2 separate regions of the Homo sapiens genome follow, and region 1 is linked to region 2. Evidence: chromatin contacts called from ENCODE Hi-C or POLR2A ChIA-PET data. All regions are on one chromosome and are shown on one strand. The core of a region is the stretch at or near the end of the contact, and the rest is flanking DNA. Distances in the headings are between cores, read along the strand shown. Region 1 overlaps MCC (MCC regulator of Wnt signaling pathway). Region 2 overlaps MCC (MCC regulator of Wnt signaling pathway).

Evidence for each region. A loop is a pair of places that touch in the nucleus more often than their neighbours do. ChIA-PET counts read pairs that join two places held with the same protein, here RNA polymerase II (POLR2A). Pooled maps may share reads with other maps.
Region 1: a loop to region 2 is called in a map of heart right ventricle, with 4 times the contacts of the local background. The contact joins two enhancer-like sites. A Hi-C loop is called at or near these places in 11 of 168 maps with a recorded cell type or tissue (Right ventricle myocardium inferior, Right ventricle myocardium superior, heart left ventricle and 3 more) and 10 of 50 pooled maps. POLR2A ChIA-PET finds 5 or more read pairs at or near these places in 3 of 52 experiments (AG04450, BJ and Panc1).

Annotation. Positions count from the first base shown.
Region 1 is chr5:113,200,542-113,204,608 of GRCh38, reverse strand. The region is part of intron 3 of MCC (MCC regulator of Wnt signaling pathway); the gene reads left to right. Among named protein-coding and RNA genes, the nearest start is that of DCP2, 230 kb to the right of the region's middle. RefSeq lists an enhancer at 857-1,398. Within about 2 kb of position 1,293, at least 9 of the 41 ENCODE cell types and tissues checked have a DNase peak (open chromatin) inside an H3K27ac peak, as active enhancers do; they include heart left ventricle and heart right ventricle, where a contact is called at or near this core.
Region 2 is chr5:113,087,722-113,092,078 of GRCh38, reverse strand. All of the region lies in intron 8 of MCC (MCC regulator of Wnt signaling pathway), which reads left to right. Among named protein-coding and RNA genes, the nearest start is that of DCP2, 110 kb to the right of the region's middle. Within about 2 kb of position 1,948, at least 6 of the 41 ENCODE cell types and tissues checked have a DNase peak (open chromatin) inside an H3K27ac peak, as active enhancers do; they include heart left ventricle and heart right ventricle, where a contact is called at or near this core.

The DNA of each region.
Region 1 (4,067 bases), core at 44-2,543, 110 kb before region 2:
GCATTTCTCCTCAGATACTCTCCGCAGCACCCTCAGATCTGCCTAACTGCGTTGAACAGAGACGAGAGAACAGAGACTTGATGAAATGAGCATCAGGTATTTTAATACTAAAAATAAATTTTATTTGGTGTATATTTTAGAATTTTAGAATTCTTAATTTTTAGAATTTGGTGCATGTTTTAGAATTTTAATGCATTTCGGAGGGAAAGAGAGTGAATTTTAACTAGCTATCCACACAGTTTTAGAACTAAAAATCTGTATTTCAAGATCAATCAATAGAGCTTTTCTGAGGAAGAGAGCTTTGTGTGCAAAGGCCTTCATCTGCTGTGTGATGGCTTCATTACTTCACATTTAGTGCTAGAAAGAGGCTTTGTGATGATTTTAAGTATGCCTTGGCCTTCTTGTTCTTGCCCATAATGCTGATGAAACGGTTCTTGCAAACCGTCAAGACCATTCTCTAGGCACAGATGTAGTTACTCCCAGTCATCTCCTTGACCGTGTTTGTAGGCTTTATACTCATTCCTCTTATTCATCTCAGCTGCCCAGAAAGGCTGTGGATAGAGATGAGTGGGATAAAAATTGCCGGAAAAGGAAGGACGGAAAATAGGGGATATTGAGCCTGTACTCAGTTTGGCGTCCGGCATCTCTCCTCAAATTTGGTTTGCTCTTAAGAATCTGAATGGGCAAAGTTAAGGACCAATCTTGGTGACTTTTTTTAAAGCCTTCTTATAAATTATTATGTCCACATTAATCTGACAATGAAATGCCATGTTGCCTTGCGCTGGATCTATGGCAAAGAAATCTAATAGCAAACTCCATACATCTGGTGTCTAGAGCGCATCTTAACCTATCATTTCACATGTAGCCTTTATTTGTAATATTTTGATTACTGCATGTGTGTAAGATCCAGCGTTGTTTTTTTTCATTCTGGTGGCTTGCACGGCGCCTGGTTGAGTGGTTGAATGTGGGTTTGCTTTGTTAAAGCCACAAACTTTGGAAGCGAAATAATCACGCCAAGTGATCCGGCTTATCTTGACTCTTCTGTAAATAGTATGCGCTCGGGGAGTATTCGGTGGCCCCCCGGGCAGGTCAGCAAAGTGGTTGTGAGACAGAGTAATCTGGTCTGGGCCGTGCTGAAAGCTCTTATTGATAAGGGATTAGTCTCGGTGGAGACAACGTGCTGTCACATGGGCATCAGTGCGATTGAGAGGAATGAGATCCGAGGCCGGTGGGGGAGGGACAGCGCTGAGTCACTGAGTTCATTAAAAGGCTACTGAACAGGCGTGCGGCAGGCGAGACCAACCCCGGACTGTGCCTCCACCACACCCATCCCCACACCTCTTGGGCAAGGAGGACCAGAGCACATGTCAAGGTAGGAGCACAAGCGGGGCAACTGGCCCAGCTCACAGTGCCTGTCTACCTCTTGCAGGTTCAGGCCCCTGGGTAGTTTCCCGGTGGGGCAAGAGGGAGCCCTGGCTGAAATGCAGGAACCCTTGTATTCCCCAAGTCCAGCCCCTGGTCCTGAGTATTGGCTTCTCTCTACAAATGGGAAGGGGAGTGGTCACCAAAAGATTTCCTGGCTTGGTGGCTCAGAAGTTCTGAAAGGGAAAATTGTATGCGCTTTACTGGTAGCCAGCAGTGAAATATTATTTTGCCGGATTGGGTGCAATTTAAAGTCACATCTAAACTTGGCAGTGAGCAGGCATTGTTGATGAAAAACAGGGTTGAGAATATGTCAAGTCACTCTTCTAACACGGACGCCATAAAGTTCAAAAGTCTGAAGCTTCTATACCCCTAGAAAAAGTTTTTTTTTTTTTTTTTAAATAAAGGGCAAACTTTCATCTGCATTGGGGCTGAGGGGAAAGTAGAAGGTATATGGGGGAGCTGGGGAATGGGAACAGAAGTCATAAAGTCTGATAAACTGTCTCATCTCTGCAAGCAGAGGCTAATTATGTGTTGTTTGACTTAAGTTTTTTCCCAGTCTTAAACATCTAACATACCATGTGTGTATAAGCGTGTGTGTTTTTGTGTCCCCTGCAAATACACTGTCGGCGTATCTGAATGACTGCTAATAAATGAACATGTCCAAAAGAATGACAGTGATGATCCTGTAGGCTAACTATGTACGTATTGTCGAAACAGATAGGCAGCTGGCGGTAACTGGAGAAAATCTTTCAAAGTAAACCCAGTGTCGGAGCTACCCCAGTGTAGGTTATCAGTCCTGGAGAACAGATTTTGGCAAATCTAGATAAAGAGTGGCTGCTTGGCCTAAGCAAGTTTTTTAAGGGACTAGTAAAAAGTCATTTCCTATAGAAGCTCCGTGTGCACTCCAGCACAACCCCGGGATTGCTTTATTTGTTTTGAGCTTCTTCCCCATCCTTCCTTTTTTTTTTTCCCCCTTTTGCAAAACTGAACATTGAATCAGTTAATCACAATTCATTCAGAAGTGTCTAAGGCAAGGAAGGCAGACAGCAGATTTTGGTGGCTTCGGTTAATGGGGAAATTTGTAATGGAGGCTGGGGTTGAGCAGGTTCAGGGAAGGAGGAAAGCCTGTGTGGTAAAGGAAAGCTTGCTGTTGACTGGGTTGTGCTGGCAGCCAGTAAAAACTGGGAGGGAAAGAGGAGCGATGAAAATGGGGTTGTGGGGTCGTTCCTTGCTGCCGTTGCCCCTTTATTGGCTGGAGTGAGTGTAGCCTGCCTGACAGCGTGTTACTTGGATGGCGGGACAGGAAACCACTTCATTCCTGGCTCCCCTGGTCTCAATTAGCTTAAGTGTAAAAACTTGCTTGATTTTAATCTAGCCCTCTAGCAGAATAAGACTTTTCCCCTTTAAGGAGAAAGGCATGTTGTCTTGGGCATTAATGAACCTTTACTAAACCAACCTTCCTGCATAATTAAATTACTTTGAAGTTATAGGAGCACCTAAAAATCAAGGCTTGACATAAAATCTAGAGCATATTTTTAATATTTCTTTCAAGTTTTCATAAAAGTTTGGAAAATGAGGATGTCAAAAGCATTGACTCTGAAATGCAAGAAATATGTTAAGCAAAACCTATAGCTGGGGAGAAAAGCAAAAGCTAGTTGGTTCTTGGGTTTTTAAAGTCACCAAGAAGGAGCCATGGATTAGGACTTCATCTGACTTGGGGCCCTAGATTTATGGAGGGTGGGATACCACACTGCTGTGGGCCAGTAGTTTCTTCTTTGTTTTTTTTTTTTTTTTTTGGAGATGGCGTTTTGCTCTTGTCGCCCAGGCTGGAGTGCAATGGCGTAATCTCAGCTCACTGCAACCTCTGCCTCCTGGGTTCAAGCAATTCTCCTGCTTCAGCCTCCCGAGTAGCTGGGATTTACAGGCACGTGCCACCACACCTAGCTAATTTTGTATTTTTAGTAGAGATGGGGTTTCTCCGTGTTGGTCAGACTGGTCCCAAATTCCCGACCTCAGGTGATCCTCCCATCTCGGCCTCCCAAAGTGCTGGGATTGCAGGCCTGAGCCCCTGTGCCCAGCCAGGCCAGTAGTTTCTTATTTCCAGTTCCAAGCATATAGATGGATACATCCGAGGCTTTTTCCCCCTGTGTAAGGGGTTCCATATAAGAATTTAACTGTTTGGTCTCCATCCATCATACTCCAAATAACCTGCAGATCACCTATGGCAGAATGTTAACCCTTTATCTACTACATGGTCAAGTTAGTGTTCAAGAAAAGCCAAATGCATTGAAAGATTTTTTGCCTAACGAAATCCCTTCCTTGCTTCTGGCACAGCACCAGTTTCCTGCAAGATGAGGTGTCTTCAGGCCTCACTGCTGGCCTCACCTAGGTAGCCACCTGGGCACCATCTGGTTTCAAATCCCCCTATTTGCTCTTTGAAATTTCTCTTTATTTCTGGGGATAGATCCTTTTGCTTATAAGGTTGGCTAGGCTTTTCTTTGTTTGCTTTTTAACTTAAGTTGTATCCGACATTTCCATATGTTTCTCAGTGGAGAAGGGGCTTCCTGTGTCAGCTCAGTCTGCTGTGCAGACCTGAGGTCTAGCCTAACTAAGTGGAACAGGGAAGTTCAATATGGGAGAAT
Region 2 (4,357 bases), core at 699-3,198:
TTTAAGGTGATAGGTTTTTTAGTGGCATTCAATAGATTTTATTGAGACTGTGTCAGTCCCTGTTGAAGGTGTTGGCAATGCAGTAGTGAATGAAACAGAACAACACCCACAGACCCACAGAACCTGAGATGCCTCTATCCCATGAGAAGGCAGTGTGTGTGTGTGTGTTTGTGTGGTGTGTGTGTGTGTGTGTGTCTGAGTCTCATTGCATCACCCAGGCTGGAGTCCAGTGGTGTGATCCTCCTAGCCCACCATGGCCTTGACCTGCCAGGCTCAAGCAATCCTCCCACCTCAGCCTCCTGAGTAGCTGGGACTACTGGCTCACGCACCACTCCTGGCTGATTCGTTGTTGTTGTTGTTGTAGAGACAGGGTCTTGCGCTATTGCCCAGGCTGGTCTCAAACTCCTGGGGTCAAGCAACCTTCCCACCTTGGCCTCCCAAAGTGTTGGGATTACCACCAAAGCCACCGTGCCTAGCCCCACAAGAAGGCTTTTAAGATTTGGTGTCTATTTTTGTTTCATTATTTCTTAATCTTAAGGAAATTATTCCCCTTATCTCTTTAAGGTTCCTCAGTGTACCTATTGTGATGTGGTTTACCAGTTGCTTTATTTTCATTTCCCCTAGGGTGAATTCAGCTCCTGATTCAGACTGCTGGCTCTCTTGTTTTATCTTTTGCTCTCTGTAGTTGTCCTCACTCTGTGTCTGGCAGCTTTGTGGACCTGGGCTCCCAGTCATGGGAAGCCTAAGTCTCCTGTTCTCTCTTGATACTGGGCGATTTACAAATTAGGCAGTTTCTGAGGCAGTGGGTGGCCTGGCAAAATCCAAACCAGTTTCCAGTGTTCATGTCAAGTTTGGAGTCCCACAGTATGCAGATAGTATAAATTTGGACCTCACACCCAAAGGTGCCACTGGTCTGGGGTTTTGGTTTCTGAAGGTTGACTCCGCTGCACAGCCTCAGGATTCCTTCTGTGGACAGCACTTTCAGCTTTTCACCTATGGGTCGAGCAGAGAGGCTCCAGGCGTGAGGCAGAGGGATCAGCTCAAGCAGCTAGACTAGCAGGCGCCCTCCATCTCCTCCCTCCCACGCTCTCATTCTGTGCCCTGCTCACAGCCCCTGGGCTTGCGGTGGCACCACCTCCTGGCAACTCCTTCAGCCTTCTTTCTCATTTCTGGCATCTGGAGATTTTGCTGTCTTTTGACCTTGGCAATGAATTTATTTCTCATTGTTCCTTTTTTAATGCAGGATTTCTATGCATTTTTAATAGGAGCACCTGTTGACTTTAGCTGAAGCTGTCATATGCCGGGAAGTTTCAATTGTTGTGTACAGTTACATAGCTGCAACCTCTGTTAACCTCTGAAAGCCTCTGTTCTCATTCTTGTCCTTCCTGCTCTCTGCCAAAGCTGAATTAGAGTCTGCCATCGTCCTTCTGGGTAGACTGGCTGCCTCTCTTTGTATACATTATAGACTTTTTTTATTCTGTGTCTTTCATCAGTGCTCTTCTTTTCACTTGGCCGTTGAGGAACGTGTCCAAATTTTGTTTCGGCCAATGCCCCAGGCACATTCTTATCTCCGTTGTGGTTTTAATCCTTTTTTATTTTGTACTATTATTTATTGAGGTCTCTAGAGTTGGAAGAAAACAATGTGTTCTTCAGTCTACTGTCTTCAAAGAGAGCTCAACTGAGCTGTCAGTGCTGCTGTGTAAGCTTCCTTTTTTTTTTTCTTTTTTGGTCCTAGGTCAGCCTCCTTTCTCATTTCTGACATTCCCCCCTCATGCCTAGCAGAGAAAATAGAAGCCATCAGATGGGAGTCCCTGTTTCGCATCTTCCCCTGACAGTCTGCAAATCACGTTTGTTATTGCCCGTCCTCACCTCCTTTCCTTTTCTCCCCGAGAAAAAGGTGTCCCCATCTCCCTGTCCTCCACTGACCCTCCACTCCTGCCAGCTCCACACAGGCACTCTGCCCACCACACTGCCACACCTCCTTCCTGGACCTTATCCATGCCCAGCATTCCTAAATCTATCTATCCAGTTCTAATTGCTTTCCTTCAGACTTACATCTCTAATTGTTGACTGATAAGCCCTCTCTTACATACCCAGTTGTTTTCTCAAATTCAGCATGTCCAAAGCTGATATCATTGTCAGCTCCGGACATTGTCAGCTCTGGTCATTTCTTTCCGAAAAGATCAGCTTCTCTTTATGTTTTTCTTTCTCATTGCTAAGTAACTCCATGATCCACTGAATCACCCCAGCTACAAGTTTGGGTGTTTTGTTTGTTTTTTCACCTCCTTGAATATTTTTAGAACTGCACTGATGGGTACAGTAGCTACTAGCCACATACAACCATTTAGATTTGAATTTAAATAAAGTAAAATACAATACAATTAAAAATTCAGTTCCTTGAGTACACCAGGCACATTGCAAGTGCTTACAGCCACGTGTGGCACCAGGCTACCATAGCAGATAGTGCCACTCTAGAACATTTCCGTCTGTACAGGAAGTTCTGTTGGATAGTACTGGTCTAGAGTGTATTTTGCCATCCTTATTCCCACTTCGCTGACTGTATTTGAGCCCTCATAATTTCCTATCTGAACCATCAGTAGAGCTCTTGGCTCACCAACTTTTTCTTCCTTACTTCAGTCCATTTTCTCCTCTAATCAAATGATTTTTACAAAACCCTTGAAGAAATACCAGAGGGTAACAACTGCAACCTTTTAATGTCATTTCCCTACTTGAACCTTCCAGAGTCTCCCCATTATCTTTTCCTCTTTATTTGCTTGTTGAACAGTTCAGCCTTCAAGATTGAGTTCTAGCGTTGCCTGCTCTAGGAAGGCAGAGGCCAGCCAGGTTTCTTCTTCTGCACTTTGACACTCCTTGTTGATACCCCTCTTTCAGAGCATGTTTCCCATCATAATGTTTACCAGACACGCAGTAACTTCAGGAGAAGTGAAAAAACAGCCTCTCAGGTCATGTTCTGGTGTTGAGGAACCCCAGTTGAGAAAGGCTGTGAAGGGTGCTGAATGATGTTCCCGCAAGTGTCAGTCCCTGCCTCAGGTTAGCCCTGGTTCTTGGCTATCTCTTGACTCCAAAATATATATTTTGTAGAGAGAAACATAATTCCTTCAATAAAAATAGCCGTGTGCAGTGGCATGCCCCTGTAGTCCCAGCCACTTGGGAGGCTAAAACGGGAAAATCTCTTGAGCCCATGAGATTGAGGCCAGCTTGGGCAACACAACATAGTGAGACCGTGTCTCAAAAAAATAAGTCTTCAATGAAGAAGGAGTATTTGGATTACTACAAACTCTCATAGTTCTGGAGTCTAGGAGTCCAAACTCAAGGTGTTAGCAGAGCCACACTCCCTCAAAGGGCTTTGAAAGAGAATCCTTCCTTGCCTCTTCGAACTTCTGATAGCTCTTGGTGCTCTTTGACTTGTGTCCAATCTCTGCTTTCATCTTCACAGGACCTTCTTCCCTGTGTCTCTCTGTCTTTGTCTTAAATATCCCTTCCTTTTCTGTTAAAAGAACACCAGTCATTGCACATAGGGCCCACCCAAATCAGATTATCTTGCCTTGAGATCGTTAATTTAGTTATATCTACAAAGACCCTATTTTGAGATGCGGTCACATTCACGGGTACTGAGGATTCAAATTTGGACATATCTTTTGGGGGAGACATAATCCAACCCACTACAATGGGTGAGAATAAAAGTGAGAACTCTATTAACTATGTTTCTGCCTCTTTCCGAAGCCATGCCTAAGCTGACTCAGCATATTGGCTTTAGCCTTAGTTTCTTGCATTTATTCCTGTAAATTAAGATTCTCACTCTCAAATCAAAAGAAGGGGGAGAAGGCCACTTAACCAGCTGTCTTTCTTTCCCTGACAGGCACACTGCACTCCCTTCAGCTGGGTTTGTTTCCACTGGCTAGCAACTATCATTAAATAATAAAGCATAGCCCAAAATAAACATGTTTATCATCTTTAGTTTTTAAAGACATTCTCTGGGTCCGAAGTTTTTAAAGTGAAAGTAGATATTTAGATTTAGAAATTATTTTAAGCACATGTGTGCACATACACAGCAAGGAAAATGATTAGAGTAAATTGCCTCTGTAGAGTAAGAAAGAACATAAGCACTTTGACTGTTTTTATGTTTTAGTGTCATCTACATTTTCCACAGTGAGCATGTTTTACTTTTGTGATTAGAAGAAGAAATGTTTTTAAAACATGGATAGTTTTAATGAAGTCTTTATAAATTGCCCAGGATTTTTTTTATCTGTATTTTTTTTTAAATAGAGATATAAAAAAAAAAAAAAAGATGAGTAGGCCAGTAGGGATTCTAAGAACAGACCACTGATTGTCTTGA